2 separate regions of the Homo sapiens genome follow, and region 1 is linked to region 2. Evidence: chromatin loops called from intact Hi-C (ENCODE). Cell type or tissue: PC-3. All regions are shown on one strand. Links, peaks and the distances in the headings refer to the core of each region. The heading gives the core; the rest is flanking DNA.

Region 1 (12,152 bases), core at 5,305-9,304, 61 kb before region 2:
AACTGGATCTAAATTCATAAAGCCTAGGTTTCTGAATCCAACTTAAGTTACTGTGTAATCTATTAGACTAGATGGTCCTTGAAGCTTCCTCCAATTCCAAAGAATCCACAACTCCATTAATTTATTCAGTGATATATTCACTTGCATCTGCATCCTATATGTGCCAGACACACAGTACTAACTTCTTTAATGTCTACTTCAGATTTTAGCTCCCTCACCTGAGAAATCTTAGTAAAATCTCTCATCCAAAGTCTAGATTGATATACACCACCACCCATTAGATTTTTTTTCATCACACTGCTATCCCACAGAATCCTCCAACTCAATGTACCAAAATTGAGCTTACCAACCCAAACCTGCTCCTCCTGTTTTCCCCTTCTTAGGGGAGAGAAAGATCTCATTCTCCAAGCCAGAAACCCAGGGATCATCCTTGACTCTTCTCTTTCCCTCACTTTCTACACTCCAACACCAAGTGTTGCTGATTCCTCTTCATGAATAGCTCCCACCTCCATTTTCTACTCTTCAGTCCTGCTTACCCGATTCAGGCTCACGATTCTCTTTCTGCATCATAGCAACAGCTACAGGGGTCTTGGGCTTCCCTCCAGGTCCATCCCAATCATTCAACACACTACATCCAGAATAACTTTTCTAATTATGTTGCTCCCTTTGCTAGTCTTCCAACGACTCCCCACTTCTTACACGACCAAGTCCAATATTCTGAGCATAGCAAATAAGACCATCTGGACTTGCCCTCTATCTTCAGCATCACTTGCCCTCTATACCAGCTCTATGAATAGCCAAAGTAAAAGCTTCTACGAGTTGCCCGAATGTGTCACACTTTCTTACTTCTGAGAGTTTGCATATGATGCCTTCCCCTTCCTGGAAGGTACTTTCCCCAAGTCCTTAACTCAACTTCTCCATGTTATTCAACACTCATCATAGACACCATCTTCTCTGGAAAGCCTCTGGTGCCTTATTTGATGTGTTCCCTTAAAATTCTGGTAAGCTCCCTTGATCTCATTCATCACACTGAATAATTGCTTATTTACTTTTCATTTCTTACACCAAATTCTAAGATTCCTGAAGATAGGGAGTATGTTTTGTTCTTTTCCTAAGTCATCAGCATAGCCCCTAGCATATAGAGGTTCTCGATAAATGAGTCTGATAATCCAAGCAAATTTCATCAAAGCCTTTTTTTTTTACTTGTGTTTTGCTCATATTATAAATTTTCAGGAAATTCCATGGCTATGATCTTCAGAATGATGTAGAGAATCTGTATACTAACGCAAACATCTAGAACACAAAATACTAGAAGCTAACTATGAAAATATCACTTCTTTAGACAGGCGAAAAAGGATCATGTTCATATTGTAATAATCATTCACATGGAAGTTTACAAAGTACTTTCTCATATGATATCTCATATTAATATTTTCACACCCATACCCAGCAGCCCTTGCAATTTAAATGTATTACATGAAAAATATTATAACCACAGAAGTGACTTTTTTAGAAAATTAATGGAGTCTTATGACACTGCAAATTCTTTTTTAAAAGAGGCAGAATATGAAAAATTTTAAAAGAACCCACCATCTTAACAAATCTGCTGTTTAATTTTTCTATTTCCCTTTCCTACTTTTATCTGTTTATAAACACAATTTTTATATAGTTGAAGTCACAAAATAGATACAATTTTTACCCTGTTCTTTTTATGTTTTCACATTCTACTTAGTAATTATCATTTTAAGTAATTATAATTATCAAGAGCTGAATAATATTCTACCACAACTTAGGGTGCCAATGACAACTCATAGGCCTTTACCTTTAACCGTCTCTCCTCATAGTCTCAACTGTGTACTGGGCTGTTCTACCTGGATTCCTCATAGAAGACTCACACTCAAGATATATTATGACTAAGTCCATTGTTATCCCATTAACTTCTCCTTAAACCTGATCATCCTCCTATGATCCTGATTACAAGTAATATGGCACCACCACCCTGCAAGTTTTCTTAACCTCTCTCTCTTTCCCATTCCCTTACTTTTAAATCCAAGTCAACAATTCTCATCAACATTACCTTTTAAAATATTTTGAATCTCTTTCCTTGTTTTAACCTCTTTGATATTACCTTTGTTCCTCAATTCTAACTTGAGTATTGGCATAGCTTCCTGTTATTCCCCACTTCGTTCACTTTCCTCCAGACCGCCAAGGTCATCTTTCTAAAATGGATATTGATCATCTCACTCCACTACTTAAATTCACCCAGTGGCTCACCAAAGCTATGGATAGACTCCAAATACCTTAATGTACCATGCAAGGGCCTCAGCAATCTGGCCCTTTCTTACCACTCTGGTTTTGCATCCTGGGTACCAGTGATCCCCATCCTAGTCATACAAAAAGGACAAGATCTGGGCCAGGAGCCTGGGACAGAAGCTGGTGTCACTTCCCTGCAGGCTGCCCCCAGAAAGGAATCCAGTGAAAGCTGAGACTGTTTTGGGGAAAGGCTGGATAAAAATCCTGGCAGACATCCACGCTAGCTGTTGTTTCCAAGACCAGCCAGGAGAAAGGTGCTTGTCTGAAGGCAAAGGAACCAAATTCAGGGAACCCACATGGAAGTGAAGGCAGTTTTAGGACATAAAAGGAACAGCAGAGACCAAAGCAATTCTCTGAATTGAAAAGCAAGCGACTGACACACTTTCACTCAAAAGCTGCAGGCTGAGAGCTTCCCAGGCTGAGTTTAGGACTATAGTTTGGAACTACAATTGGCTCTGAGGCACCACTTAAAGTGCCCCAAGGTGTCAAGCTGTCTCCAAACTACATATAAATGTGCTGTTCCTTCTGCCGAGAGCTCACTGACATTTTATCTGCCTGACAAAGCCACCCTTAAAGCATTGCCTCCTGTAGAAAGTCATCCATGAATCCAAAGGCAATATTAAGTCTAGGTGACATTCTGGGATCAACAGAATGTGAAGTATGTTTGCATTTGGTAGGGAGCATCCAGTTCATCTTTGAACCACAGAAAATCATTAGAAATGCGTATATATATGGAGGAAGCCCTTTTTCATGCCACTTACAAATGGAATTCGCTTTCCCCACTGTGATTTTTGATGTGGTATGTAGACAAACGCTAAAAGAAACTTTAAAAGGCTAGATCAAGATCAGATGACATGCCTAACTGACAGTTCCTGTATATGATCCAAAAGCCATTGATAAACCAATAAACCCTACAAAGTGTCTAAAATTATTTTTAAACTTTTTCAATTTAGTTATACTGAATATGGTCCTGGTTAGTGATAAAATTAGTAAGCCTATAGCCTACCTGCTCATCCTATGGAGTAACAGATGGAGAGACTCGGACCTGCAGCTTGTTGAAAAGAAAGTTAATTTAGAACTTTGAGGAGACACTCAAAAGCCAATTGGATGAATTTGGTTATCACAGGTTATTGCTTTTTGTAAATTAGATTGACTTTTCTTTGTGTCCATTCTACTTTAACTGTATCTGAAGAGTTAAGCCAGGTGAGCCACCACTCAGAAAAGGATCTAAATAGTTTTGCAGCTAAAGAACTCCCTTTAGTAAGGGCTTTCTTCAACCTAAGAGAAATTAACAAAAAGGCTACAATGAGTATGGTTACCTAGATTTAAATGCACACATTTTGGCTAGCAGTAAATCAGGGAAAACTATTTGTCTCATTATCAAGGGGATTTGGCTTACAGAATCCCTCTCTGGGAAACCATGCTAAGAATACCCTGAGATTTGCCCTCAGGCTTACCAATAGTACCACTTGGGGACAATATTATTAAAGAGTAGAGAAAGGGGTCTTGATTATTTTTTACAGTATTTAAACTGTCCTCATAGAGACAGGCAGGAAGGCAGTAGTTACTTTGATACCCGTAGCCCCTTGATTAGAATTATTATTGAAGTTTCCCCTTAGAATAACCAACAGGTTACTATTTAACAGCCTGAAAATGCAGTTATAAATTAATTTGATCAAATGTTTTCATCTCTGTCTCCAGAGACTAGTCTTGCGGTGAACCAAGAGCCTAGTTCAGATCTCCTGTAGATGAATATTTAGGTGAAATTTTCCTCTGAAATTCAAATTTCTAAATATTGATACACCTCAGAAGAGGTTCTAAATTTCTCAAGGTTGGAACCAGGCATAACCAGCCTACACTTTCTACCATGAGTTACATTTGTGACCAAATAAAAGTTACTGTGAACAGCCAAACTAAAATGGATTCCAAAATATTTAATTTGAAGGAACTCATTCTTGAAAATTTAGCTTCCTTATAAATGAGTTATTTTAAAGGATTGTCAGAAGACTATCAGGTCAGGACATTGAGCTTCATTCGCTATGCAGCTATGTTCCATGCTCCAATGTTGAGACACTGTGAGTTCTGCTCTAGAGAGCCCTGGACATCAGGGGAAATGCAGGCTGGCCTCATGAGGTCTGGCCTTGTATGTTTCTTGTGCCTGCTAATTTTGCTAACCCCATTGTAGTTGCATAAGCCCAGAATGCTAAGCCGAGGTATAGCACTGCCAACCTCATAAACCCTTTAGACCCTTTCCTCTGGAAAGAGGAGAAATTTGAGTGAGAGCCAGCCACAATGCTGACATTCTGTAACAGATGAAAATGGACTGCAGGTGTGTCAGCAACCCTGGGAACCAAAAAATTACCACACAGGGGATTTGTAGGTGAGGAGACTGGACTAGATAACAAAGACATATCAAATACTTACATCTATTATACTTTTGCAACAGACAGTTTAAGAGAAAACAGTTTATTTAGATCCACAATCACATTCTAGAGGTGACTATTTACCTGAAGCAAGAGTATCAATTGCCAACAGAACACTGCGAGGCAACCAGCATCTTGTCTCTTCCAGTATGTTAAAAATAACCAATACTTATAAAAGAATTCAGTGATATTCTATGACCATATCTGTGCCAGTTACCTCTAAGAGCCTACCAAGAATTTATAATCTATTTGGGAAGAGAGCAGCTACATATGAAGCATCAGGGAACTATTAGATTCTTACCTGTACCAGAGTAAACGTTCAGTACTCTCCAAACAAGGTGTATTTATTTTCTATGGTAACAAATTACCACAAATTTGGCAGCTTAAAGAAACAGAAACTTATTCTCTCCCAGTTCTGGAGGCCAGAAATCCAAAATCAGGGCCACACTCCTTACTAAGAATCCAGGGGAGAATTGCATCTTTGCCTCCTCCAGCTTCTGGTGGCTGTAGGCCTTCCTTGGTTTGTGACGACATCATTCCAATCTCTGCCTCCACGGTCACTTGCCTCCTCCTCTTCTGTGTGTCAAATGTCCCTCTCATTTCTCTTATAAGGATGCTTGTGATGGCATTTAGGGCCCACCCAGATCAGCCAGGAAAATCTCCTTATCTCAAAATCCTTAATTGTATCTGCAAAGATGTTTTTTTTTTTTTTTCAAATAAAGTAATATTCACAGGTTCTAGAGATGAGGATTAGGCATATCTTTGGGGTGCCATTTTTCAACCTACCACAGAAGTGGAAGTTCACTGTAGGACTGAGTAGTCAGTTTCCTTCTCATCCTGAGATGATGGATTTTATGCAGCACCTTTAAAAATAGCTAACATTTCAACTGGCAGGCACAAAAAGTTGAGCGAGCATTCAAAGTAGAGGGAAGAGCAGGTGCAAAGACCATCATGCATTTTCAGCAAATGAGGTATGAGGCCATATGTGGTGCCCATGGGGAGTGATTATCACTGCTCACCAATCCCTAATGGAAGGCATGTAGTAATGAGCAGGGTTAATCAGGCTGGACAGGTAGGGTGAAGCCAGATTATGAAAGCACTTGAAATACAAGTAAAGCAGTCCAAACTTGATTTAACAGACAACAGGGAATTATTATGGATTCTTAAATAGGGAAGTACCATGATGGCTAATTTTCTGGGGCCCCAAAGCAATCACTACATCTTCCCAGCATTTACTCTATCCTATCTCATTAGCAAAATCTCAGCCACTGTATTTATTTTCCTAAATTATCTTTTTTGGGGGAAACATTAACAAGAATTCAGTATAATCCACATAATGAAAAGATTTTGCTACTGGATTTATTCTATTAGAAAAATAAAAAATTAAACATAAGCCATATTTGTGTATATATATATATATATACACACATCTGTGTGTATATATACATACATATATTTCCATTACTTTGCTTGAAGGAAAAGCTCTGTTTATGAGCAATTATTTATACATCTGGCTTATAATAAAATCATATTATGCAAAAGAACAGAATCAACTCAAAGATGAAATTCTGATTATAACAATATGGGGGCTTTACAATATTCCATTAGGGAGAAAGGAAATGCTAGTCAGCAACCCAACCAGGAAAAACTATTTTGGTCCATAAATTATGCAGCTTTGTGTTTATTCAATTAAGTTAATCCTAAATGAATCCTTCTGTGAAAACGCTATGTAAACACTGCAACATACAACAGGCAAGCAGTGCTGGGGGATGCCTGCGCAGAGGATTGCCAATTGGATCTGTCCCACCATGGAGCGGCTCCAGTTGCTCATTCGCTCAACTCCACCGACATCTCCAACAGTGTGAGATCAGGTTTAATAAAAACTCCGTCTGGCTCCAGGGCCGCGCAAATCCAGGTGAGGCCTCGCAAGTCCTTGAGACTTGATTGTTTGGGGCTACAGCAACAGAAATTTGATGGAGGTTTTATTAAATCTGTGAGAGACTTAAGAAGCCTCCTATTGCTTTAAAAGGCAATATAGAGTATTGGGAGGGCTGCCCTTCTGGGTACATATTGAAAGTTCTATTGTAGTATGAGGATTTGATAGGCAATTGTCCCTTTTCATGACTCTGCATTGAGTAAAGCAGGTCAATATTGGAATTCATATACACATCTGCATTTGCTATAATTCCATTTCTACATTCACAATAAATAATTGACTTAGCAGGGTTAAAACTAATAGCTATGAGAACCTCTGTACTTCAGGAAAGAATTTTCCCTCTGCAATTTGCCCTGTGGCTGGTATCCTTCTCTAGGCCTTGATGATAGTCACCTGGGAGCTCAGAGTTTGATTTCTAATTGATAGAGAGCTCCATGATATAAACTCAGCTCGTTCTTTTTTTTTTTTTAATCTATAATAGCAATACAGTCAACACTGATTCGACTATTTGGTTACAGTGAAGAGCAAGTGGTGGCCCAAATAAAGGAAACAAGGAAGAGGTGGTAATGGGACAGCTGGAAAACATTATCTACCCCCAAGAAAACAACGCTGGTGGTCAGCTAACATTGCAGGGTTTTGAGATAACAGTACATGAAAAACCTTTGTGATTTTCTTCTCCCAAAATGTGGGTTATGTTAAAATTCCATGAAACTAAGATTTTAACTTGATGCCTTTGGATACCAACAGAAACATATTTTCAAAATGGTATTCATTGTAGTAATTTAACCTCTCTAAGTCATCTGGAAGACACAACAATTTGGAAATCACCAATGGTAAATAAGGTATTTTGTTTTTCTTTCTGCCGCTACTATTTAAAGTAGGATGACTCACAGCCTCTTGGAGCTAGTACACTTCTATCATGAAATTTTTTTTAAAAGGAAACAATAAATACATAGTAGTCTCACAAGGAGATATTTGGATGACTTATTAAAGCTCTAATCTCTACCAAACTTTGGAAATATGCATGGTCAATCTAAAAGTGCTAATATAAAAAGTCACTGAGTTATAAAACTAAGGAAGTATTTTGGATTACTTTGAATAGAAGGATGTGCAATTGTGGACCTTAATTAAAATTTGTGGATCTCACAAAAAGAACCACACAGTGCCAGCAATTCCATGTCTCAGGCCCACAGTCAGCTCAGTATTTTGCTACCACTAGTTTTCTCCATTTTTTTTTAATAGCATGTAGTAAGTGAACAATAATAGAACTGATTCTGAAGGTTATTTAAAGCAAGGCATTTGTAGGTGCATAGCTGTCAGATTTTTGAAGAATAATTCCAACTATGTCTTAAACTAAAATTTTGTTATTCTCCTGCACAGTAGCATAAAACAAAATGTCCCACAGCAATTCAGATTGAAGTTCCTTGTGCTCAACGTCCAACAATAAAGGGAACAATCTTTAAATAACTTAAGTAGTTATTTTAAAACTGTCTCCTTTCAAAAATATGTTATCCAACGTCTGAGTCTTTCAGAAGTTAAATCTTTGAGAAATGAAATGAGGAATCTGGCGATTAGAACTAGGGTACCATTATGGCCTTGGTCAGATATGGACACTGCAATTTTTCAGATACAAAAAGACTGCCAAGTAAGTCTAATAGTTTCCCATTCCACACCCCCCCACCCCCGTTACTTTCTCTGTCTCCTCTCTGTGTGTTGGGTGATGGAGGAGCAGTGAGTGTGTGCATATACACATGTGCCTGGGTGGGTATGATAAGTAAGCCTGTGTCTGTCTTTGATCTTAATTTTCCCAATCAGGAGGATGAAAAGAAGACAGATATGGTGAACCCTAGAGGGACAGTTTTTTGTTTTAAAAATGTTAACTGATGTAGATACCATTCAGGTCCTGTATTTTATTCAAAATTCAGAAAGGAAGACTCATTCCACCTGTGAAGGAAATGGGCACTCTCACCCCATAGAAAGCCTATGATTCGGAAAATGTGAACACTAAGGAGGACCATTTGGAAATGTTTTTGGTCTTGCTCCAGTGCCTGCAGAGGCTGTGATGGATATGTTGGCTGAAGGCTCTTCTGACTTCCACCCCAAGCCACCACCTTGGTACACCGCTGCTGCTCCCTCCCTGAAGTATTTTCAGGCCATGGACAGGGATCATCCACAAAAAGTTTTTTGCTCTTATAAATGTTATTGTTACAAACTTGTAAATGAGTGAAAAAAAAGAGTTGTCAATAGCCCTTCATATGTTTGTTTAACAAATATTAATTTCCTGTCACTCTGTGCTCTAAATAAGATGGAAACAAAAATATATACAACAGTGCCAGTCCACAGTGCAAACATCAATAAACAACAAGCCAGGCCACTGAATTGCTTCCTCCACGTTGTTAATAATGTTATCATCGTTTATTACTAGTAAACTTTTGACATAGAACCTGGTTCTGTTTGGCCCATGAAAAACAAGGCTTCTATGACCTAAGTGGTATAACCTCAGATAGACAGTTCTGCTTAGATAACACCCAGGATGATGATTAATCCAAGGAAGAGCAGAGTACAGCTGGTACAATGTCTACCCCTTCCACCATACTCACCCACAGCCTTATTTTTAATCATTTTTCTATGATTCAAATTTAAAACTGGAACAAAAATATTACTAGTTTTTTTTAAGTTGTTTGAGGACACAGAACAAGTGTCACTTTCTTCATGTTCTCCTGTGCCTAATGTGGTGTCTTACACAGAGTAGTCATTTAATAAGTAGTTAAGTTGACTTGGACCTACTCCATTTTCAAAATATCTAAACAATGACTAAAAATAAATTGTAAATCTTAGGAAGAAAGCTCTGGTGTAATAAGAAGCCTACCCACTCTAATTTAAGGGGAAAAAAGGTGGGTAAAAAATTTCAACATAACTACTCCTCAAAATCAATCAGTTTATGAATAAAATGTATCTTTGTTCAACAAATTCATCTATAAACATAGTTATTAATTCATTGAGTGCACATATATTTTTTTGAGACAGAATCTCACTCTGTTGCCCAGGCTGGAGTGCAGTTGTGAGTCAGAGTTGACTCACTGCAGCCTCTGCCTCCTGGTCTCAAGCGATTCTCGTGCCTCAGCCTCCCAAGTACCTGGGACTACAGGCATATACCACCACACTTGGCTAATTTTTTTGTATTTTTTAGTAGACACGGGGTTTCACCACATTGGCCAGGCTGGTCTTGAACTCCTGACCTCAAGTGATCCACCCACCTCAGCCTCCCAAAAAGCTGAGATTACAGACATGAGCCACCATGCCCAGCCACATATTTTCATTAAACACCTACTATATACTTGATCTTTTACTAAGGTGTAGAGTTTTAAAATGTTGTCATACAGAGAGATGGGTAAGAGATGGATAGAGAGATAATGATGACATCAAAGCTGTCACTAGGTTATCATGGTCCTTTCTGCACAATGGTTTAAACCTCACAGAAGGTAGAAACGTCATGCACAAGACCAAGTTTTGTACTTCCTTGCTGTAGACTTGCTTCTTTCTTTCTCACTGGCTTCATGTTCTCAACTCACACTCAATTCCTTTCTCTCTAGCTCTAGGTTTCTTTCTCCCTGGCTCTAGCTCTAGCCTAGAGTTTATAATTACATTTCATGTTGGAAATGCCTACATCAGTAAAGGGAGCTTTAAAAATTCATTTTTGAAATGTTCATCTGGTAAAATAAAGTTGCTATACATTTTGGCATATCAGCTCTGGCTTCTCTCATCCTCTCTGACATGGTAGGCTCTCAGAAAGTTTACCAACAACTTGATGGCTACTGCCAATTCTGATTACCTTTGACCTTCTTAAGAGGAAAACAGCATTACTTTCATCTTGCCTTCTGCCTCTGCCTTCTCACTCCAGAAAACCAACTAAAACCTTTCCCCTGGCTCCACCTTGGAAAAGCCTGGCAATTCCTCAAATGACAAACACCGAGTTACCACATAACCTAGCAGTTCTACTCACTGGTATAAACCCCAGAGAAATGAAAACCTATGTCCACACAAAAACTTAACATAAAAGTGAAAACAACCCAAATGTCCATGAGTTGACGAATGGAGAAACAGAATGCAGTCTATCCATAAAATGAAATATTATTCTGTGATGAGAATAAATGAAGTACTGATACATGATACAACATGGATGAACCTTGAAAACATTATGCTTAGTGAAAGATGTCAATCACATAGGAGAACATATTATATGATTCTATTGATATGAAATGTTCAAAACAGGAAAATCTAGAGGGACAGAAAGCAGATTAGTGTGTTTGTTCATTCCTAGGCCTAGGAGGGATGGGGATTTGGGAGGTGATTGTTAAGGGGTACAGGATTTGTTTTTTTTTTTCTTCTTCTTTTTTCACTTTTTTTTTTTAAATTATACTTTAAGTTCTGGGATACATGTGCAGAACGTGCAGGTTTGTTACATAGGTATACATGTGCCATGGTGGTTTGCTGCACCCATCTACATTAGGTATTTCTCCTAATGCTATCCCTCCCCTTGGCCCCCCACCCCCCAACACCCCCAGTGTGTGATGTTCCCCTCCCTGTGCCCATATATTCTCATTGTTCAACTCCCACTTATGAGTGAGAATATGTGGTGTTTGGTTTTCTGTTCCTGTGTTAGTTTTTGCTGAGAATGATGGTTTCCAGCTTCATCCCTGTCCCTGCAAAGGACACGAACTCATTCTTTTTTATGGCTGCATAGTATTCCATGATATATATGTACCACATTTTCTCTATCCAGTCTAACAGTGATGGGTATTTGGGTTGGTTCCAAGTCTTTGCTATTGTGAATAGTGCTGCAATAAACATACATGTGCATGTGTCTTTATAGCAGAATTTGTAATCCTTTGGGTACATACCCAGTAATGGGATTGCTGGGTTAAATGGTATTTCTAATTCAAGGTACTTGAGGAATCGCCACACTGTCTTCCACAATGGTTGAACTAATTCACACTCCCACCAAAAGCATAAAAGAACTCCTATTTCTCCACATCCTCTCCAGCACCTGTTGTTTCCTGACTTTTTAATGATTGCCATTCTAACTGGCGTGAGATGGTATCTCACTGAGGTTTTGATTTGCATTCCTCTAATGACTAGTGATGATGACCTTTTTTTCATATGTTTGTTGGCCACATAAATCTTTTCTTTTGAAAAGTGTCAGTTCATATCCTTTGCCCAGTTTTTGATGGGGTTATTTGTTTTTTTCTTGTACATTTATTTAAGTTCTTTGTAGATTCTGGATATTAGCCCTTTGTCAGATGGATAGATTGCAAAAATTGTCTTCCATTCTGTGGGTTGCCTGTTCATTCTGATGATAGTTGCTTTTGCTGTGCAGAAGTTCTTTAGTTTAATTAGACCCCATTAGTCTATTTTGGCTTTTGTTGCCATTGCTTTTGGTGTTTTAGTCATGAAGTCTTTGCCCATGCCTATGTCCTGAA
Region 2 (12,152 bases), core at 4,529-8,528:
TAACAGCAAGGAGGAAATCCACCCCCATGATCCAAAGACCTCCCAGCAGGTCCTCCCCCCAACATTAGGAATTACAATTTGACATAAGATTGGGTGGGGACACAGAGCCAAACCATATCATCATGCTTTTAATCATGGTTCACACACAGGAAATCTAGGCCGTAATCATCCATGTATTTGTGGAACTTCCTAATAAACCATAAGCTTTTTGAAGAAAGGGACTGAGTGTTGTTTCACTACAGATCCTCTGTGCCTGATGTACAACACAAGCCTCATACATAACTGGCTGAATGAATAAGTAGGATTTGGGAATCTATAGGTAATTCAGGTAACTACAATAACCTGTGCTAATTCAGGAAAGGAAGAGCTTCAATAAATAATGCCAAAAGGAAATATTTTACCAGAGCAAATAGTAATTGCAAACTGACACAGATTATGCCTCTTCTTATTTAGTAATTCTCAAATGTAGGTTGCAGATGATTAGTAATATGTGGGGGTGCTCCACATCCAATCAAGAATTCCAGACACAGGCAGCATCTACTACAAATGTAGCACTCCTCTTTGACAAACCAGCAGTTAGGGGAGCAACTGTTGCTCTTAATTAAGATCTATTTTTCTTTAAAAAAAAATTTTTTTTTGAGACAGGGTTTCGCTCTGTCACCCAGGCTAGAGTGCAGTGGCGCGATCTCGGCTCACTGCAAGCTCCGCTTCCCGGGTTCACGCCATTCTCCTGCCTCAGCCTCCCAGTGGCTGGGACTACAGGCGCCCACCACCACGCACGGCTAATTTTTTATATTTTTTAGTAGAGACGGGGCTTCACCGTTTTAGCCAGGATGGTCTCTATCTCCTGACCTCGTGATCCACCCGCCTCGGCCTCGCAAAGTGCTGGGATTACAGGTGTGAGCCACCGCGCCTGGCCTTTCAAAATATTTTAATCAAATGTTCATGTATTAGACTTATCAAAAATATGGAATTGGTTGGTCCTACAAAAGATAACAGAAAGTATATATTTCAGAGAATCAACTATAAGTTATTATTATTAGCAAGAAAGGTAATTAAGGTGACCAGACACAAGATCAACATATAGAAATAATTACATGGCAGTTAAATATACTTAGAAAATTTAGTGAAGATAGGATACCTTTATCAATAGAGAGCAGTTGTATGCCATAAAGTACCCTGGCATAAAATGTCCATGCAATGAATAAGAACTATATGGAGAAAATTTTAAAACTTTATGAAGAAACATAAGAGAATATTTTATTAATTGAAGAAGTATACCTAGTTTCTAAATAAAATGACCCAGTATCTTAAAAGTATAAATCCCTTCCCCAAATAAATCTATACACTTAATGCAATCCCAATCAAAATCCTAACAGTAAAATTTTATGAAACTTGACAAGCTGATTCTAAATTTATGTAAAAGAGAAAATGCCAAGAATGTTTGAAAATGAACAATGTGATAGCACTTGCTTTACCAGATATCAAAATATATTTAGAGGTTATCATAACTAAAATAGTATTATATTGATGCAGAAATAGACAAATAGTTCAGTGGAATAGAATAAGGAGTTTTAAAACAGATCTATGTGTTCATAAGAATGTGTTTTATTATATAGAGAGTGTTACAAATGCAAAAGGGAGTGTGGAGACCAAGGTATATACTATGTAATAGTTACTACTTTCTATCGATAAGGGTATCCTATTTTCTACTTTCTATTAATAAAGGTATCCTATCTTCACTAAATTTTCTAAGTATATTTAAATTTTCTAAGTATATTTAAATTTTCTAAGTATATTTAACTGCCATGTAGTTATTTCTGTATGTTGATCTTGTGTCTGGTCACCTTAATTAACTTTCTTGCTAATAATAATAACTTATAGTTGATTCTCTGAAATACATATTTTTTGATATCTTTTGTAGCACCAACCAATTTCATATTTTTGATAAGTCTAATACAAGAATTAAAAGGCGAGGCATGGTGGCTCACGCCTGTAATCTCAGCACTTTGGGAGGCCGAGGTGGGTGGATCATGAGGTCAGGAGATCGAGACCATCCTGGCTAACACGGTGAAACCCCGTCTCTACTAAAAATACAAAAAATTAGCCGGGCCTGGTGGTGGGCGCCTGTAGTCCCAACTACTTGGGAGGCTGAGGCAGGAGCATGGGGGTTAACCCAGGAGGCGGAGCTTGCAGTGAGCCGAGATTGCACCACTGCACTCCAAGCCTGGGCGACAGAGCAAGACACTGTCTCAAAAAAAAAGAGAATTAAAAGTATGAAAAATGAGGTTTTAAATCTTGAGGCAGAAAAAGGCCATTCTAAGCAATATACAAAATTTACAAACCACAAAAAAAATCAGTTTTGAGTACCTCGAAAATTTAAATTTCTATACAAAGAAAGATGCCATAGACAGAATTAGAAGATAATCAACATTCATCAAAAGACACCATTAGGCAAGAGGCAAGCCACAAAGTAAAAGACTATGTAAATAATCCCTACAGATCAATTTTTAAAGCAGATAATCAAACAAAAAATGGTTAAGGTATTTAGATCATATGCCTCATGTGAGACATTTCACATGAGTAAATATTCAAATAATCAATAAACATATAAAAGTATTCAATCTCATTGGTCATCAGGGTAAGGTAACCTCAGTAAGAATACCCATCAGAATGTCTGAAATGAAAAAGACCAACAGTTTTATGTATTGGTAAAGAAGGGTATGGAGCAAGTGAAAGTCTTGAACACTCCTGGTGAAAATGTAAATTAGTACAATCTCTTTGACAAACTGTTATCTACTAAAATCAAACATACATACTGTCCCTGGTGTATTCCCAACAAAAATGCAATTCACCAGAAACTACGCATAAGCAAAGCATTTATCATATTATCTCAAAACTGGAAATAATCCAAAAGTCCATCAACAGTAGAATGAATAAATTGTTTCATATTCACACAATGGAATATTATACAGCAATAAGAATTTTTAATTAATTCATTTATTTTTGGTATATAAGTTCCTCTACTCACTTGTTCACTTTTAAAATCAGCCCCAAGCCATACTCTGGCATCTAACCCGTTATCTAATTATGTGACTAGAGACAATGTATGGAGAAGGGAATGATGAGTACCTGCATTCTTTTACAAGGTACTTCTCTCAGGTGGAAATGTGATAATAGCCTCATCTGACATGGAGGAGAAGCTGCTCAATCTGGAGAACAAGGGAACTTTACATGGAATTCGGGCTCAGCATAATCCAGTCATCTGAAATCTCTTGTATATCTCTATTCCAGTTCTCTTTCATTCTTTTACTGAATAATTACTTTCACGTAAAGGATCCAACTAAGCTATGAATTCAACTGATGGCACACGTTTGGCATCTCAAAGGATTAAATCTTTATTTGATATTGAGTAACATTAGTCCTTGGGTTTCAAGAAATAAAAGACACTTTTAGCTTCATCTAAAAGTCTTCTAGTCTTGGAAAGTCTTCATGAAATTATTGGAAGTCGTCATGAAAATCTTCTAGTTTCACCCCAATGCCTTGAGTCAAAACTTAAGAGACTTGACTTATTTATTTTATTTAAGATGCCCAGGGCCCTGGAGCACCTATCCTACTCATAGTCTTGAATTTCTCATGTCTCCTCATACTACCTTGTGACAATAACAAAATTTTTATCCACAGTCTTATCCTCAATAGACACTTCATTCTAGATCACCACAAGCAATAATTCAAATAATTTTACATCATAATAGTTGTTTCACCACCCCTTGCCACGGTCTGCCAAATTCAAATCTTTGAATACCAGTAGGATTCCCATTGCCTTCATCCCCCTTCAGGCTATGTAACCAATTCCAGCTCTTCCTCAGTTCCTTGAGGGTCTTTTGACTATGATCTACTCTCTTGTTAATTACTATAACTTTTGGAGTTTTTATTGCAATCAATAGAAATGATCTCTGGCTAACATAAGCAAAAAGAATTTTTAGAAGGCCATCAGGTAGCTCACCACATCAATGGAAAGCTTGGAACTTGAGCAAGAACAAAGGGAGATTAGACAGCCAGAAACAGTCTAGTAAAGACACAGCCTATGGCACTATCAGAGCCACTACAGAATATTAATCAACTATCCCTGTGGCTTTGCATCATTTCCTCAAGCTTCAGTGACTTAGGCAAGAGTAGCAAATTAACCAGGCCAGGATGCTAGGATGTTTCAATAAAAAACAAAACAAAAAAGACAAATGTCTATTAAGTAACTCAATGGAAAAATAAGCAAGTATTTTAATGGTTGCTATGTAAGAAGATAGATTAATAAATGACCAATAAACATATAAAAATATTTTACCTCACTATAAAAATGCAACTTGTAAGAAAAGTTATAATTTCTCATCCAAAAAACTGACTGAAAAATTAGAAGACTAATAATATCCTATGTTTGTGAATATGGAAGAAAAAATGCATATTTTACAATATACACATTCTATGGTAACATAGATTGGTACCGTCTTTTGGAGAGGCAAATTTTTATTATCTATCAAAATCTACATGTACATCTTTTGCCCCAGAAATTTGACTTCTAGTAATACAACCTAGAGAAATATTCACATGTTCATAAAGATAGATCTACACAGATGTTCACTGTAGCATTGACTGTTACTGTACAATTGGAAACAACCTAAATGCCCCAAAATAAGAGTCAGTTTAAATAAATTATTACACATTCCTACACTGGAAGTCTATAAATAAACAGACAGATCTCTATATACTGCTTGGAAATCTCTCTTAGGTATACTCTTAAGGAAATGAGACAAGTTGCAGAATAAAACTTATAATCCCATTATATGTAAAATAAAAAATAATGTGTTTGCATCTATGTAAACAAAAAGAAGGCTGTAAAAAAGGCACACCAGACTCTTAACAGTTGCTACATCTAAAGACCTAAAGGCCTTCCACATTCTATTCTATGAACTTAGGTATTTTGTGAATGTTTTTATTTTTTATTTTATTTATTTTTTAAATTATTTTATTTTATTTTATTTTTGAGACAGAGTCTGCTCTGTCACCCAGGCTGGAGTGCGGTGGCATGATCTTGGCTCATTGCAACCTCTGCCTCCTGGGTTCAAGTGATTCTCGTGCCTCAGCCTCCCAAGTAGGTGGGATTGCAGGTGAGCACCACCATGCCCAGCTAATTCTTGTATTTTTAGTAGAGACGGGGTTTTGCCATGTTGGCCAGGCTGGTCTCGAAATCCTGACCTCAAGTGATCCACCCGCCTCAGCCTCCCAAAGTGCTAGGAATACAGGTGTGAGCCACTGCACCAGGCAGAATTTTTACAAGAAGAATGTACTCATCTTTCATTTCTATAGTAAGAAATGTAGAATGCATGAGGCTAGTAGATAAAGCTGAAAAAGGGGACTAGGTTCAAGCAGCAGAGATGCAGGCCTGGAATTATAGTCTTTCCTGGAACTATATGGATCAAAAAGAAGCAGAGTTCATAGTTAGCTGTGGCACATGTTTGAATCTTTACTCCACAACTTCTCAGTTGTGTGTTAGCAGGAAAATTACTTAACCTCTCTGAGCTTCAGCTTCTCCCATCTGTTTATAAAATAAGAATAATCATAGTATCTATCACAGAGTGGTTGTGAGGACTAAATGAAATAATTAAAATGCTCAGTACTGTGCCTAACCCATTGTAAGAAAGTCATGAATGGTGGCATGCTCTCACTCACTCTCTCCCTTGCCTCCCTTTAACAAAGTAAGGGGAGTATAAAGCATTACCCTTTATTTTGACAACATCTTCTATTCAAGTACTCCCACTATATAAGAAATCATTTCTATAGAAGATTTTTGTTGTTGTTATTGTTATCTCCTCAGTTTTCAACTCATTTTGACTTAGGCAGGATCATATTAATGATCCCCACTTTCTCAGATGAAGGAACTAAGTTCCCGAAAGGCCCGATGCCTGGCATAGGTCATAGGCTTCACCACTGAAGAGTAGACTCACCACTCCTGCAGAAGCTCCCAGGCACCCAAGGCCACCCTTTTTCTAATCAAACCTTAATAGGTGCTGCTTCAGGGCATGTAGCAGAAGACCTTTAGTGGAAGAAAAACATAAGCAATTTGTTAAAAATATTTTTGCACAGCAAACCATGCATAGCTTTGGGTTTTACCCTTAAAAGCCTCTTGTTTTAAAAAAGAAAAAAATAATCCAAAATCTGATCAATAGCAGAGAAGCTGTAATACTGATCTCTTTCACCAGAGATATTTACAACCGAATAGGGCTTTGGAGCCAAGATTCTAACAGCAATGAAAATGATGTGGCCAGAGAAAGGGGTAAAGAAAGATGTCGGCGATAACATCCTTGGGATAACTCTAAGCTCCATTACACTATCCAAAAGAAATATAATAGGATTTGAGGCCCAATTATTACTTCCTCCATCTAACCCCCTTCATTTAACATATCATTAGTATTTTTAGACGAGTCCCTCAGGGCTCTCACACTTTCGTAGGTGAGTCAGACAGCAAGAGCAGTGGCAGCTATCCAAGGAAACTGATCCTTCCTTTAATGCTCCCTTCTGGTTACCTGCTATAATGCAATTATCATGTACTGAAGCAATTTTCGGGAAAATGACTTGACAAGAAGAACTCTGTCATTTTATAAACAAGAACAAACGTTGTAATTGGATCTTAATTACACAATGTTCTGAGAGGTTATTTTTATTTCTTTGTTTGTAATGCAATTATTTAGCTTCCCTATTTTAGCCTTGACCTTGCAGGGAGAGGGTATTTTCCAGTCAGCATAATGCTTTATCTTTGAAAGCTGCAATCAATAAGGATAATTAATGATGCCGGCTGCAATGATAGCCTCAGCAATCATTATCCCACATTAATCCCTGCAGTCAGGCTGGGGTCAAGGCCATCTAAATCATTCACCCAGGGGTGGAGAAATTCAAATAATTTACCAATTTAAATCCTTGCAAACAAATCCCACTTTATTTTCAAAGCAGTTTGAATGCTGGCTGGGTTTGTTTTGTGTATTTTCACTGGGTGCTTTTTTTTTTAAATGACAGAGTATATACTTTATATTAGCATTGCGGTTTTGCTATGTTTGTGTTTTGATAAATTAATGTAAAAACATGCAGCACATGAATGCTACTGAGCCTGGAGGTACATGGCACATCTAGCATTTCAAACATTGTCCCTAGCTTTAAAAGAAGAAGGGGGAGAAAGAGAAATGTGAGAAATAGGGGAGGGGAAAGAAAGGAAAGGGAATGGAGGGCAGAATGAGATCCAGTGGCTCAGGCTAGCAGAGACCCTGGGAAGAAGGTTGAAAAATTACAAGTTGGAAAATCTTTGAGGTGAAACTGCAGGCTTATTCAGTATTGTGGAGAAAGAGGACTGTTGGATGTGAAACTTCATGGTGGATCTTGCAGAACAACCTCTGTTAAGGTCTATTTCTTCCTAATTTTTGCCTTTTGTACCCTGCCTTTCCCAAACAGGCAAATTGGATGACTTGATGTATGCTTCTAATTGTCTGCAATAGATCACACCCTGTTATGAAGAATTCCACTGTGCTCCCTGATATTTTTCAATGATTTAATTTTAATTAATGTTTTGCTATAAATCATACGCCTAGTCGGAATACACTGAAGATGATACCAAATTGATGCCTCATCTATGTGTGTGCCTGTGTGTGTGTGTGTGTGTGTGTGTGTGTGTGTTTCCAGAACTGAAGTAGCAAGTGAAGAGTTATTTTATTCCATTGGGTCTCAATAAATATTTGATGATATGATTTGGCCTAGTTTACCTCAGTCCCCTTTTATAAAGTCATGTAACATATAGGAAGAAATCGTAGCAGCTGAAGTGAACTTTCCTGGCACAGTAATTAGGGACTGGATGTTTGTGGGGGTTGGAGATGGAGGACAGCCGAGAGATAACTGCTGCAAGCAGAGTAAAAGATCTGGAAAGCACTCAGCCAGAGTCCCTCTCTCCCCTCACCCGTGGGAAGTTCTCTGCAAAGACTGTGTTGAAAGCTGCTGAGAATTTATCACCCGTTGCTTTTTCATTATGAACAATGCCTGCTAAAGAGAAAGCACTTAACATGTCTGAGCACCATTATTATATTCACGATAAGGAATTCTTTCTAATGAGATTTTATCACTTTATTGCCCATCTTCCAAATGCAGATCCTTGTTTCATCCTGGCAAAGGAAAAAACAGAAGATATTTTAGGGGTCTTGGGATAATGTGAGTGGAAGGAAGAAGTGAGTAAAACTGAACTAAGAAGAGGAAAGTGAATATGTATTTGAACATGGAAAAGCACATGTCATTCTAGATTGGACTATAAAATAGCATGTTCCCTTCCAGCTCTCCAGCAGTCTACTCACTTGCCATCTGCCTTTCTAGGCTTGTGATTTTTGAAAAAGAACCCAATCCTCTTCTATCTTCACTCTACCTTCTCTGGCCTCTTCACCTTGCATTTCTTCAATAAGCATTTGTTGTTGTTGTTGTTGAGCACCTACAAGCAGAGCTGGCTATGTAATTTGCAGACCCACTGCAAAATGAAAATTAGAGGCCTCACCCAGGACAGTGAAGTCAATCTCCATTGCCCATGAGCCAGCCACCCCAATCCATAACAGACAGGCATCCCCATCAAGGGACTGCAACCTTTGCACTAGAGGCACTGGCACCTGAATCTAGTAGTGGAAGAGAGGCCCCTACAGAGTCATACACCAAATTCACCATGGAGCTTCCAGCCTGGGAAAGGTACAGCCACTGCCTTGCCCTATCTAAGACACCATGAGGCACACATTCAACTGTAAACCTTCTCTACCCATGCCCAGGCCCTGCTGAGGGCTCAGAGTAACAGTAGAATGTGAGTGTCTTCCTACCTCAGCAGTGTGACCTGGTTAGTACCTCAAGCAGAAGGCAGCAGCAGTATTAGGACAAGTAGGGAAGTGGAGGATAGGCAGGGCCAGAGCACCAAGAGGCATGAAGCAGGCAGTCTAGAGCCCATCCTGGAGAAGTGGCAAGGCAGTGTGAGCCCAGGCATTGAGCCCCCTGACACACACCTCACTGTCCCATTGGACTTCACTTACACTAACCCAGACAAATACAAATGTAAAGATAAAATTATTAAGAACTTCAAGACAGCAACTGTAGTGCAGTTAACCCCAAACACAGGACCTTTCTGAGAACAGAGCCCTTGTCAATTGCACTGACCACTCACCCATGTGGCTGTTCTTCCTACTATGTACCAGGGGGAAGACCCATAGAAGGAAAAGACTCAAATGCCTGATCTCTAGAAGCTTATAATCTAGTAGGAGACACAGGCATTTAAAAAAAAAAAAAAGCTACATCACAATGAGGGTGTAAGTCATTGACCACCAACTGTGTCCCCAGGCACTGTACCGAGCACCTTACATGGATCATCAACATAATTCTCACAATGACCTCATGAGGCAGCATTATTATTATTACCCCTATTTTCTAAATTAAAAAAAAAACAAGGTTTAAGAAGTTAAGTAACTTCCTCAAGGTCATATAACTGGAAAGAGGCAGCCCCAGGATTTGAATGCAAAATAGATGCTCCTAAGCCTACTACCCTGCTGCTTCCCTTATCAGAGAGATTTGTGCAAAGTACTCTACAGAGAACCCAGATGTCACTAGCACTGCCCTGCAGGAGTTGAGAGAGGCACTAGAAAAGTGACACATTTGAGCTAGATTCTGAAAAATGAGCTGGAATTTACCCATCAGAGAAGAAGGAATGATGGGCATATAGACATAGGAGGGCATAGAAAAATCAGGAAATTCTTATGGATGAAGCAAGGGATACATGGCAGAAAGCATAGGGGAATAAACCTGGGGAGCAGAGTGAGCCCATACAAGAAGCACGTCCTGTTAAGGCCTTGGGCAGTGGGGAACAGTGACAGTAAGATGGGTGGTAGGTAACATGATCAGATTGCTAATCTCTCAAGCAGCCCGGCCAAATTTATATGGAACACAAAGAAGAAAACACAAAAATGATTATCTTTTTTTTTTGGAAATCATTCTCAACTTATGCCAAGGATTTTGCAGAGGCCCTGCAAGAGCAAAGTCATTCTTCCAGAACAGCTGCCAACTCAGAGAAGAAAAGGCTGAAGAATGAGTGAAGACATACAAGTCATTGGGAAAAACCCCTAAAGAGAAGGAAAACCTAGGGTGGTCAGAAATGTGAGCTCATTCCCATGACAGCAGAAGAGAGGGGCCGTGGAATAAGGCCTCTTCTGGTAGCTATTGTACTGAGATATTGTTACTGGCCAGACCAGTGTTTGAAATGAACTAATATAATGGAGCCAACTATGGCATCCCAAAGAGTTACTTACAGCCAATCAGTGACCCCAAACTGGATTGGAGTCAAATAATGTCAAGTTTAATGCTGGCTTTGCCTCTAATAAGCTCTGCAATCTTGGGCCTGGACAGCTACTTATCCCAAAACATTTTCCCAGGAGACAGGTGGCTGAGACAAGGTGAAGATACACATTAGAATCAGACAGATCTGATTTCAAATCCCAGCTCTGTCACTGGCCAGTTGCATGACTTTGGGCAAGTTATTTACCCTCTAGAAGACCTGGTCTCCTGATCTGTAATGAGGATAAAAATTTTAACCATAAAAACATATTAGAAGTATGAAATTATATAACAAAGTAATGCGTGCCTGGAATACTACACAGCATGGTGCCAAAAACTCTCAGTTGCCCTTATCTTTTCTAGTCTTCGTTGTTCTCATCTGTGGTGAGAGGGAGCACTAGACAAACTCCAAGTAGCCCCCTAGCTCTACCATTCCTTGACTCTAAAACCTTCCTCCGTTTCCATCTTTGAGCACACTTTTCACACCACGCTGTGTCCTAGAGACAGAATGACTAGTACTGTCTCTGCCCCTGTGGAGTTTAATATTCTGGCAAAGAAGCATTTTTTAAACCAATTATTTGTGAGTGATAGCAAGGAGAATGAGTTGCCCAACAGTAGTTTTTATAAGCTGGGCGGGGGGGGGGGGGGCGGGGCTCCCTCTCTCAAAATGTCTTTCCTCATACCTGAAAAGTTTCCTTTTGAGAGTCAATCCTTGGAAGTTTGAATTATTGAATGGGAGATAAAACACCTTAAGCTATTCTTGGCTAATGGTTTAGAGTGATTGGTTAACAGTGAGGTAAGAGCTGGAAGGGAATAGGGATAGCAGGATAGAGGCCTAGAGCAAGGGCAGGGGTAGGAAGGCATCAGAGAGAAGATGAGTGCCCCACGCAGAAGACTGAGCATCTGTGGCGTTTGTGCTAAGTGGCTGAACTCCCCTCTCCCCGGCTCACCTAAGGACCAACCTCTGTGGCCAAGTTTGAGAATCCAGCTATGAATTCCAATTTTTTTACTGAACAAGCTCCACAACCTAAGCATTTTAGTTCCCAGCTTTATCTGGGCTTATATTAACTCCATTCAATACAAAATAAAACCGAGAGGCTGAGCACGTACTTAATTTTCTTCACTCTTTTATGTTTTAAGATCTTAATTTGTCTAAAGGCTTTAGATTTTTTTCCTTAAAATTTTACCCTCTCTTCATACTTAGATTCATTAGTTTGGAATGTGATAATAGTTGTGGTGAAAGCTGGAAACTGTTGGGATTTTCTTGTCTTTAAAAGTTCAAAGGAGATGCTCAGAAATGAGTCTCCTGTATCAAAAAGTGAACAGTGATAACCAAATTAAATTAGTCCAGGAGCTACATCTAAATCCACATGTCCATTCCTTTGCAATGTTTGCTACTTGAGGAATACAATGTCTTCACATTTCTCTGTGAGAAATAAAAAGACCCCCCTCACACTGTTCAGTCCTAAACATAAGATCTGGGATTTTGCCAGCCTCTCAATCACTTCCTGATGGCTCTCAATGCTGAATTGGCATTTCTTTGGCCTTGGGAAGAAATCAGAGGGTGTACTGGCTGCTTTCCAAACGAGACATAGAAGCAGAAGAAGGGTGGAAGGGGAAATGCTTCCCATAGCATTGAATTTTTAAAACAGTGAATCTTGCCGCTAAAACATTTTAGGCTCCTCCTCCTAATTCTTTCAGAAGCATGGTCTGGTCAATAAATGGTAGCTGTGCCCCTAATATTACACACATGGTCACTTAACTTGAGC

What was found. Hi-C counts contacts between places; a loop is a spot of excess contacts. Peaks named below come from ENCODE experiments on the same cell type or tissue, not always from the same donor. Only the 100,000 strongest peaks of a DNase experiment are listed, where the experiment ranks them.
Region 1: a loop joins it to region 2, with 2.9 times the contacts of the local background. A loop is called at or near these places in 2 of 110 quality-filtered maps.

What each region holds. Positions count from the first base shown.
Region 1 is chr3:157,787,463-157,799,614 of GRCh38, forward strand. No RefSeq gene overlaps it. Among named protein-coding and RNA genes, the nearest start is that of VEPH1, 290 kb to the left of the region's middle. In PC-3, for the core only: no CTCF peak of the experiment used is centred there; a DNase peak (open chromatin) is centred at 7,549; H3K27ac peaks cover 670 bases.
Region 2 is chr3:157,849,635-157,861,786 of GRCh38, forward strand. No RefSeq gene overlaps it. Among named protein-coding and RNA genes, the nearest start is that of SHOX2, 250 kb to the right of the region's middle. In PC-3, for the core only: no CTCF peak of the experiment used is centred there; a DNase peak (open chromatin) is centred at 6,547.